3 separate regions of the Homo sapiens genome follow, and regions 2 and 3 are each linked to region 1. A link is a contact called in ENCODE Hi-C or POLR2A ChIA-PET data. All regions are on one chromosome and are shown on one strand. The core of a region is the stretch at or near the end of the contact, and the rest is flanking DNA. Distances in the headings are between cores, read along the strand shown. Region 1 holds the start of FRMD6 (FERM domain containing 6). Region 2 has its middle 23 kb from the start of LINC02310. Region 3 has its middle 52 kb from the start of LINC02310.

Evidence for each region. A loop is a pair of places that touch in the nucleus more often than their neighbours do. ChIA-PET counts read pairs that join two places held with the same protein, here RNA polymerase II (POLR2A). Pooled maps may share reads with other maps.
Region 2: a map of naive thymus-derived CD4-positive, alpha-beta T cell shows a loop between it and region 1 (5-fold over the local background). The contact joins the enhancer-like site here to the promoter of FRMD6 in region 1. A Hi-C loop is called at or near these places in 4 of 168 maps with a recorded cell type or tissue (Right ventricle myocardium inferior, heart left ventricle, heart right ventricle and 1 more), 1 of 37 single-sample maps with no recorded cell type and 5 of 50 pooled maps. POLR2A ChIA-PET finds 5 or more read pairs at or near these places in 4 of 52 experiments (BJ, IMR-90, MCF 10A and 1 more).
Region 3: a map of endothelial cell of umbilical vein shows a loop between it and region 1 (5-fold over the local background). The contact joins the enhancer-like site here to the promoter of FRMD6 in region 1. A Hi-C loop is called at or near these places in 10 of 168 maps with a recorded cell type or tissue (Caco-2, IMR-90, MCF 10A and 7 more) and 6 of 50 pooled maps. POLR2A ChIA-PET finds 5 or more read pairs at or near these places in 4 of 52 experiments (AG04449, AG04450, BJ and 1 more).

Annotation. Positions count from the first base shown.
Region 1 is chr14:51,650,589-51,654,048 of GRCh38, forward strand. It overlaps FRMD6 (FERM domain containing 6), which reads left to right and starts at 1,322. Exons shown (of 14, transcript NM_001267046.2): 1 at 1,322-1,408. FRMD6-AS1 (FRMD6 antisense RNA 1) reads right to left here and starts at 1,156. Exons shown (of 1, transcript NR_037676.1): 1 at 1-1,156. RefSeq lists an enhancer at 325-943 and silencers at 916-985, 1,116-1,565, 1,776-1,865, 1,876-1,935, 1,946-2,095.
Region 2 is chr14:51,418,293-51,421,752 of GRCh38, forward strand. It overlaps a transcript of FRMD6 not described here. Among named protein-coding and RNA genes, the nearest start is that of LINC02310, 23 kb to the left of the region's middle. Within about 2 kb of position 1,604, at least 4 of the 41 ENCODE cell types and tissues checked have a DNase peak (open chromatin) inside an H3K27ac peak, as active enhancers do.
Region 3 is chr14:51,447,306-51,450,765 of GRCh38, forward strand. It overlaps a transcript of FRMD6 not described here. Among named protein-coding and RNA genes, the nearest start is that of LINC02310, 52 kb to the left of the region's middle. Within about 2 kb of position 1,911, at least 4 of the 41 ENCODE cell types and tissues checked have a DNase peak (open chromatin) inside an H3K27ac peak, as active enhancers do.

The sequences.
Region 1 (3,460 bases), core at 72-2,571:
GTTTCACCGTTTTAGCCGGGATGGTCTCGATCTCCTGACCTCGTGATCCGCCCGCCTCGGCCTCCCAAAGTGCTGGGATTACAGGCGTGAGCCACCGCGGAGCAGGGCAGTTTTAAAGTTGACTTCTGAGAGCATCAGATTTTGGATAGTGTCCTTTCTCAGGTCCTGTTTCCTTGTCTCCTCATCCCATTTTAAAAGCCAGACACATAAACCCCGGCACTCCTTTAGCGAAGGGCTCAGTGAGGGCGTTTTTGCCACCCGTGGCCAGGGGTCATTGGGTCAGCAAAGTCAGAGGAAACCTAGAAAGGCAGAAGCCCAGGAGGTTGACGCCCTGCGGGTCTAGGGGCCAGGTGCTGGGTGTCTCTCCTTTCGTGTGCGGTTCCCAGCAGCAGGTCCTGGTGGGCGCAGACTGACCGGAGAGGTGTGGCTCGCCCCCTCCCCAGACCCCGAGGTGGCAATGAAACCTCCATCTCCTGGCTTGATTCCTTGTGCTATAAAAAATCTTCCACTGGCCCTTTGCATCTCTCGCCCTCCATCCCCCAAAGCCACTATCGGGAGGGGACAAAAATAATTTCTGAGGGGCCATGGGCACTAAAACCACAGCAGACAGAGGCTGTGTCTACCTGAGGAACTGGAGAGGTAGAATTAGAGGGGGAGGCTGGGCATCCTCGGCGGCGCCCCCTCCATCCAGCGTGAAACCCACGAGGCGCGGCGTCTCGAGTGGCGGGCGGGCAGGGGGCTGCAGGATTCACGAAGCCACCTCCGCCGGGGACCGCCTTCTCTCGGAGTGGCCTCCCCTCCGGCGTTCCGCTTTAGTAAGACGACACTCAGGCCAAACAGCCGCCCCCGGCCAGCCCGACTCGGCTCTGGAGGGAGCGCCCCGAGGGAGTCCAGCCGGAGGCGGAGAAGGCCACTCGGCCAGAAGGTGGGGAGCCGCCGGCGTCCCCTCGCACCTCCGTCTCCACAGCAGGGGGAAAGGCCCTGATCGCCGTGGTCCACACCACCGCGTCCACCTGAGGCTCGCCTCGCTTCCTGGGTCCCTAGAGGGGTGGCGTACTCCGCTTTCTCCTGCCCCCAAGTGGCCGCACCCCTCCGCGGGACGCTTGGTTGGGTCCAGGGCGGGGCGGGCGGGCGCTCCCCGTACTGCCGCGAGCTCAGCGCGCAGCTCCCGCGGCTCGGCTGCCGCCGCGGCCAGTTGGGGCGGGTCGGGGGCGGGGTCTCAGGGGGCGGGGATTCGGGGGGGCGGGTCGGGTCGGGAGGCGTGGGTGGGGGGCGGGGCGGACGCGGAGCGCCCCTCTGGCTGGCGGGGCCAAGGGGCTGAGAGGAGTGGGGCAGGCTCGGCGCCGGTAGGAAGAGTCAGAGGGGTGACCAGAGAGCCCAACGCCTGGTGCTCAAGACTTTCTCCGAGGTATGAACAAGAACCAGGCGTCTGGGCCCTTTCCGCTCGCCCCATCGCTCAGCCGCCGCGCCCCGGACGCCCGCTGTGCCCCCTGCCGGCGGGGCGGCGGCGGGACTGGGTTTCGGGAGGGTTTCTGGAAGTCGCGAGTCCCAGCGAAGGCAGTGCACCGCTCTCCGCCTCTTTCTTCGCCTTCTTCTCGCTCCCTTAGCTCTGGGTGTCGGGCACCGGTGGTAAGGTCGCTTCTCCGTGAGTCGGAGGTCGCTCACTCTGGGACGGGCGGACGAGGCCCTAGGGCAGCCGAGCCCGGCAGCGGGGGAGGCGTGGAGCTCGGGGCGGCTTCAGCGGCGGGGGCGGGAGGCTGGTCCTGGCTGCAGACTGCGCGCCTGGGCTCCGTGCGCGGTCCCTGGTTCTCTGCATCGCGGAGGTCCCCGGATCACAGGGCTCCCTGGCGGGCCCCGGCACCCAGGTCTGTGTCGCTGTGGCTGGGCGCCGGGACTAGCACCCGAGTCCCGCGCTCCCGGGGGCTGCGCCGTGCCGCCTGTTGTGCGCGCGCAGAGGCCGGACAGCCCGGCTGCGGGAAGGGACCCGAGCGCAGGGTCTGCCCCGCGTCCCGGAAAGTGCCTAGTCTGCGGAGCCGGAGGTTGAGCTGGGGCAGATCGGCGCCAGACGGGGGCCTGGGTGAGATACGAGTTGGGGGTGCGGCCTGCAGAATTTGGGTTTCTGGAGGAGCTTACGGCGCGCTGGCGGAGCCCCAGGCGAACAGGAGCACCGGATTCGGCTCCGGGAGGGCCAGGCACTGTCAGGTATGGACAGCTGCGGTCCACCCGTGTAAGTGTAAAGTCTACAGAGATTAAAACAACACCTCGAGTCCTGGGACAGCATAACCTAATGGTGCGGGCGTTTTCTTAAAGGCACGAATAGATGGGAAAATGTCAAAATAAGCATATTTTAAAGTTGAAAGCTGGCAGATTTTCAGGCCGTGTAGTTGTGTAGCTAGTGTCCAAAGAAATATTAGCTCGTTTTCCCCCTTAACACCTTTTCATTTTTATTTTTTTACGCAAAATCTGTTTTGCCAGTATTTCCCTCAGGAGCTGTGCATTGCTCACAGCAGGGAAGGAAAACTTCAGCAAGCGTTCTCAGGTTGCTTCTGACTTCCAGCCTGTGCTCTCCAGCATTTCTGAATGTGGAGAAAAAGTATCTCTTGCTGGATTTTCCGAGTATGATTCCCTTCTGTTCTTCTCTGGGACCGGGCAATGTTTGTTTATGGGTTTTATAAGCATCTATTTAAATTTAGTTTTTGCACGAAATACTCCCTCTTGCCACAGGGTGTAGTTTGGGGTTTAGAAAATGCTGTTGGAGAAAGCTGCTAGTGGCTTCATTTTCCAAGAATGTAAGTCATTTCCTTTCTGTGATTTCAGGGAGTTGATATTTCACAGCATCAAAACTTTGTGGGGAAAATTTTCCGTAATACATCTGTCATTAAAAAGGCTTGTGACTTTTGGGTTTCCTTCTTAGAGCAGTGCATGAATTTAGGTTCAGCAGTGTTAAAGGATGAGAAATTTTTTTTTAGAATTTAGAGCATTATGAGACTATTGTAGAAATTTTAACTACCAGGACCTACAGGATGGAGAGTGGGGGAGGGGAGAAGACCAGAAGAGAGGCAGGAAAACAGATGCCTTTGCTGATGTCCTTTGTAGTATAAAACTTAACAGCACCACAGCACCTAATCATTTTCTCAGGTGTGGCTTTGAGAAATAAACGTTTTATGTTAAAAATGAAAATACTTCACAATATGAGACAGCTGGCATTTGAATACTTTTCCCAGTATGTTTGTAAACATTTTGGATTCATATTTCATATTAAAATGGACATTTAGTAGGATTATTAGATGAAAAGGGTCCCCCAGGGGATATCTAATATCAAATTATCTGCAGGACATCTTCTCCAGAAAGCAGACTGACTGTAATATGAACTAATTTTCCCCCCTTTGAGTTGCTTGCAAGAATCTCTGAGATCTGACACTGATGGGCTACAGTAATCAGCAGTTCTTGCAGTACTCAA
Region 2 (3,460 bases), core at 354-2,853, 230 kb before region 1:
ATCTACCTTTGGTCTTTGATGTTGGTGACCATCATCATGGGGTTTTGGTGTGGATGTCCTTTTTGCTGATGTTGATGCTGTTCCTTTCCGTTTGTTAGTTTTCCTTCCAGCACTCAGGTCCCTCAGCTGCAGGTCTGTTGGAGTTTCCTGGAAGTCTACTCCAGACCCTATTTGCCTGGGTATCACCAGTAGAGGCTGCAGAACAGCAAATATTGCAGAACAGCAAGTATTGCTGCCTGATCCTTCCTCTGGAAGCTTCATCCCAGAGGGGCACCTGCCTGTATGAGGTGTCAGTCGGCCCCTACTGGGAGGTCTCTCCCAGTTAGGCTACACGGGGGTCACGGACCCACTTGAGGAAGCAGTCTGTCCATTCTCTGAGCTCAAACACTGTGCTGGGAGAACCACTGCTCTCTTCAGAGCTGTCAGACAGGGACGTTTAAGTCTGGAGAAGCTTCTGTTGCCTTTTATTCAGCTATGCCCTGCTCCCAGCGGCAGAGACTACAGAGGCAGCTGGCCTTGCTGAGCTGTGGTGGGGTCCACCCAGTTTGAGCTTCCATGGCCACTTTGTTTACCTACTTAAGCCTCAGCAATGGCGGATGCCCCTCCCCCTGCCAGGCTGCTGCCTTGCAGGTTGATCTCAGACTGCTGCGCTAGAAGTAAGCAAGGCTCTGTGGGCTTGGGATCCACCAAGCCAGGCACGGGATATAATCTCCTGGTGTGCCATTCACTAAAACCATTGGAAAAGCACAGTATTTGGGTGGGAGTGTCCTGTTTTTCCAGGTACCATCTCTCATGGCTTCCCTTGGCTAGGAAAGGGAGATCCCCCAACTCCTTACGCTTCCTGTGTGAGGTGATGCCCCGCCCTGCTTCAGATCACCCTCTGTGGGCTGTGCCCACTGTCCAACCAGTCCCCGTGAGACGAACCAGGTACCTCAGTTGGAAATGCACAAATCACCAGTCTTCTGTGTCAGTCACACTGGGAGCTGCAGACTGGAGCTGTTCCTATTTGGCCATCTTGGACTAATTTTTGTATTTTTAATAGAGATGGGGTTTCACCATCTTGGCCAGGATGGTCTCAATTTCTTGACCTCGTGATCTGCCTGCCTGTAATTCCAAAGTGCTGGGATTACAGGCATTAGCCACCATGCCCAGCTGCCATGGTCAAATTTTAACAGAAACACCTTAAAAGATCTTACAGGTCACTAGGAATTTCCTTGTGGGCAAAATATGGGGGAGGCATGTAGCTTTTCCTCTTGTAACAATCTTCTTTAGGAACCAAATGAGGGAGGCAGGTTTGTGTGATCCAGTTCCCAGCTTGACTTTTCCACTTGGCTTAATGAGTTTGGGGTCCCAAGATTTAATTTCCTTTCAGAAGACCTATCTGAAAGTCTCTGAAATTAGTAGAATGAGTTCAGACACTGTCTAGCCATCTCCAAGCTTATTTGATTTTCTTTCAAAGAATACCCACAAAGGTCTACAATCTCTTGTGTTGTTAGGTGTGGCCATGTGAGTTCCTTCTCTTGTTAGGTGTACTCATGTGACTTCCTTCCCTCATTTGGTATAGTCACGTGACTTCCTGCCCTTGCTAGGTACAGTCATGTGACTTCCTGCCCTTGTTAGGTGTGGTCATGGGACTTCCTGCCCTCGTTAGGTGTGGTCATGGGACTTCCTGCCCTCGTTAGGTGTGGTCATGTGACTTCCTGCCCTCGTTAGGTGTAGTCATGTGACTTCCTGCGCTTTTTAGGTGCGACTGAGTTCTGGCTAATAAAATATCGTGAAAGTGAAGCACATTCACTTCCCAGGCATGTGCTCTTTGGTCTGCATGTCAAGGCCCAAGGCAACCTTGTCACAGATAAAGTAACAGATCCTTTATCTCTCAGAGTCCCTGAATAACTGCATGGAACAAAGACTGTATATGAGAGAGAAATATACTTCTATTATGTAAAGTCACTCTACTACTATTGTCACAGCAGCTAATATGAACTAATGCAAGACGTGGTTAAAAAATTTGGGCACTATAACAACAAAAACTAAAACATACAGTACTGTCTTCATAGTTGGAGAGCAGGCAGCCAGAAAACTGATATTGAGGGTTAGAGGGATGGAGACTTATGACTAGTAATGGCAAAACATTTGGGAAAATGTCAGTGATAACTTTTAAGTTAGACAAAATGCTTATTGGGCTTATAGTTCTAAGGAAAGAAATGGAATAAAAGAATGTTAGTACACTTGGCCCTCCACATCTGTGAGTTCCTCATCCATGGATTCAACCAACCACATATCAAAAATACTTGGAAAAAAATGGATGCTTGCATTTGTACTGAACATGAACAGACTTTTTCCTTATCATTCCCTAAACAATACAGTGAAACAGCTATTTACATAGCATTTACATTGTATTAGGTATCATAGTAATCTAGATATGATTTAAAGTATAAAGGGTGATGTGTGTAGGTTATATGCAAATACGGTACCATTTTATTTTATTTTATTATTGTTTTGAATGGAGTCTCGCTCTGTCACCCAGACTGGAGTGCAGTGGCACAATCTCCACTCACTGCAGCCTCTGCCTCCCGGTTCAAGTGATTCTTCTGCCTCAGCCTCCCGATTAGCTGGGACTACAGGTGTGCCCCACCACACCTAGCTAATTTTTTTGTGTGTTTTTAGTAGAGACGGGTTTCACCATGTTGGCCAGGCTGGTCTTGAACTCCTGAGCTCAAGTGATCCACCCCCTCAGTCTCCCAAAGTAATGGGATTACAGACGTGAGCCACTGTGCCGGCTGTTTTTATATTCAAGACTTGAGCATCCATAGATTTTGGTATCCATGACAGTCTTGGAACCAATCCCCTACAGATACTGAGGGACAACTGTACTGTATGTGTGTTGACAGCAGCTACATTTTGCAAGGCTTTAGGAGACAGCACTTAAGCAAAAACTGACCAGCTCAAAAGCAGAAATGAAAGAAAACAGGGTTCAGGAATCTGAGGATTGAGAAGTAGGAAAAGCTGACTGCCACTGGATTGAAAGCAGCAGGAAAATAAGTTGAAAAAAGATTTTGAGAAGTTAAAGCCCTTCAAGACTCAGTCCTAAGGCCAAGACTTCATTAAGGGTGTGGTGTTCTGTCCCAAGCCTCTGCAAATCACCGCCATTGAGTTAAAAAAAGAGTGGAAAAGAGTTGAGTGAGAACAAAATAAATTAGGCTTGACAATTGTGTCTAGGAAAGAAATCTGGGTGTGGTTCTGGATATAAGGAACTTCCTGGAGGCAAATCAATTAGAAGCTATTAAGAATTGTATAGCAAAAGAACCGTAAGAGCCTGAGTGCTATAGGGAACCTCCTCTCTGATCTTAAAATAGAGCACTATAATTGAAGTGACACATCTGTGTCATGATAGAGCAAGCTGGGCAGAATGGCCAAAGACTAGGGCCATGGTGAACCCCAGCTGGTCTATTTCCAGGCA
Region 3 (3,460 bases), core at 661-3,160, 200 kb before region 1:
TTGATTGAATTCTGGAAGAGCTTTATCAGCCTTGAAGCTCCCATTTAGCTTACCTGTGTGCTGCCTGCTCCACTCATGGGAATCAGTGTTCTTCTATACAGTCCAGTGCACAAGCCTGAACACCAGGAAGACGTCGTACTTATGGGATGCAGTTATCAGAGGCATTCTATTGCCTGAACATACCATAGTATGTCCATGTGGACCTCTAGGCCTTTGCTCAGACTGCACCATCTGGAGCACCTCCCCTCAGGGCAGCAGTTACAAATGTGCAGACTGTGCCTTATGTAAGGCCACCAAGCTGAAGAGTCTGGAAGAATTGGCGTCTCGCCTACAGCCCACACTCTGGGCACCTTGGGTGGAACTGTGTTGGATTTGAGGTAGAGCCTTTTCCTCATTTAAACAAAGGGATCCTACCACTGGCTGCAGTCCTGTCTCCTCACTCCCCAGCTGTCTCAATCCTACTCACATCTGTTCCATTCCCCACCCCTCAACACCACCATCCATGCACGATTAATGCTCCTCCCTTAGCTTTCTCAAAGCACCTTACTTATAACTTTAAATCCCTATCATGGCCAAAATTATTTTCTTATTGCTTTGACGTCATATGATTCTAGCTTGGCAGTTATGTACTGTCTTGAAGATACTACTCCCCTGTCTTTTCTGGCTTAATGCTATCACAGAGAAGCTTGTATTGTTCTAATTGCTATTCCTTTGTAGGAAATGTGTCTTTTCTCTTTGGATACTTTTAAGATAATCTCTGTGTTTGGTGTTCACAGTCTCACCATGATGGATTGTTTGCAAATTTCCTTGTAGTTAATATATTTGGGATTTTTTGGAATTCCTAATGTTTGAGAAATCCTCAGTTATTATCTCTTTGAATATTATTTCTTGATCATTCTCTTTATCATCTCCTTCTGGATTTCCAATTATATAGATAGCATTCATTCTTACTGTATTCTCCATATGTCTTTAACCATTATAGCAAATATTTCCATTGCTTTATCTGTCTGGGTTGCATTCTGGATAATTTATTTGCATTCATGTTCCAGTTCACTAATCTATATTTAGGTGTGCATGTGTCTAATTCCATACATTAAAGTTGTAAGCTCCTTACAGTGAGGGACTGCATCTATTTCATCTTGGTTTCATGACTAGTACACAGCCGGTGATAAATAGTGTTTGCTGAAATGAATTTGTTGGCATGTCTGAGAAGCAATTGTTAAGCTGATCTTCCTGTGTAATCCGAGGTAGAAATATATGCTGAAATATAAGTTAGTTACCCATTGGCAAGGAAAGAGGGACCATGGTCATTTAGCGCTTACAGTAATGGCATATGGAACTGGTTGGCTTGTACTGCTCTGTCTGTAGTTCAAGGGCAGGTTAGGTCAGGCAGAAGCATGTGACACGTGTGTTCAAAAACCATGGCCAAGCCAGGGTCTCTCTTCTTCAAATAAAACTCCTAAATACCATCCCACTTATGCAATAAAACTTGGGGCAGGAAATGAAACATTTGAATTGGATACCTCCCCCAGCTCGTCGTGGGTATAATCTTGACATTCTCTCTCACTTAAAAATGCATGAAGGAAGGTTACCACCAAGGAAAAGGAGTTTGGTAAGCCTCAAAAAGCTTGTTCAGACTAGTCATGGTACCTCATCTCAGGCACCAGGTAAATGGGACAAGGGTAGGCAAACAATGCCTGCAGTCTGCCTTTAGAAAAACCTGATGCTGCTTGTAATCATGCAGCCCATCATGTTTCATTAAAATAGAGATTCATCTCTGCTGTTGTTACAGAGCAGATGTCTGACCCTCAGTTGCTGTACCCAGCTGCTGGTGGCCACAGTCATGCACAGGCAGGGTCACAGTCCAGAAAAGATATGCATGACTTCAGAGGGAGTTTCCTGGAGTGTTTTTGGCAAGAGGGAAAGGGATAGTGGGAAGGCCAAGCTCTCCCTGTGGCAGTCAGTGTCTGGCATTTAGCCATTCTTCAGTGGGAGGTTCTTCAGGAGAAACATGAAAATCAGTCTTCAGGGTAGTTCAACAAAAGAGCATGGTGGTGATTTTGAGATTCCACCCAATGAGAAAGGAATCTCAGTGCACAGTGGATTTTCCCATCACAGCTTATGGGATTATCAGGCTAATCTGCACCTTCTCTTGTCTGTCAGTGCTGCTGCAGAACAGTTCCAAAGCCACAAAGAAGGAGCTGGCCCACTGTTCCAGAGAAGGCCATCTGAAACAGCAGGAGGCCCTGGAGTCCCTCTTTGGCAATTCTGAATTGAGTATGTTGGGTGGTATCTGTAGTGATCCCAAAGAGTGTCACCAAATTCTCTCAATTAAATTAATTTTAATTAACTTTATTATTAATAAAAAATTATCAAAAAGCATATAGTAGCAGTATCTGATAGAGCCAAACATTCAAGAGTGACTGTGGAAGCCTGGAAGTCAGGAAGCTTGGCTGAATTAAATCCAATAAAACACAAACCCACAGCTGATGGTTCCTGGGTCCCACAGGAACCCCCCAGCTCTTGGGTCCACATAGGGGAACAGATGGCAGCACCAGTAGGTCATACTCTGATTTCCTCTGCCTAGAAATCTGCTCCTTTATCACAGCTGGGGATTTCAGCTATTCCTGATGGCAGCGATTTCCATCTGGGCCTGTGGTGAAAAATAAACTTTTCCTGAACCATTAAAATTCATAAAGCTGTTAACAGTTAAGATGTAAAAAGCTCTTGAGATGTCTCTGTGCATGTGATTGTTGTCTGTTTACTGTGAAAACAATCATACCTGTGGCAAAAATTCAATATACTTATAAAATTGAATCTCTCGTGTCAAGATCCTGTGACTTACTGCCACAGAGGTAAGAAGAAAATGAGATAGCAGTGAGGAAAGTGCTAGTTTGAAGATGATAATATCACTACCATCTTCTCTTAGAGCTCTTCAGGGAAAATGTAGGAAAGAAAATTTAAGATAAAATTCTTTGAGTTTCAAAAATTGAGGATAGGAATTACAGCATGAAAATTTAGATATTAGATAGAAATCTAGACAGAAAACCAGACCAGAATTTTTTGGGCAGTGTGGGTTTCTTGTTTACCCTAAACATTCTGGGGCAACCAAGTTGGTCTCTAAACCATCAGTTCACTATTTAAGGAAAAACAAATGCCTAGAAGCTCTTCCAAATGAAGCTCATTCAAAAGATTCTGCCAGCAGTTCCCCACCAGGGTCGAGGAGAGATGCAGGCTCCCAGTGAGATGTGGGCTAAGATGGTAACAGGTGCTCTCTCATGAGGTCAGCTACCACACAAAATAGGAATCTAACGTTTCCAGATATTTAGTTTTCTCAAGAGAATCTAGAATTTGGGATTTTTGTATGAGATCTCATGATTTTTAAACATTGATATATAAAAAAATAAAAAGCCATCATTTGGGCCAAACAAACCATGACTATGGGCTAGATTTGACCTGC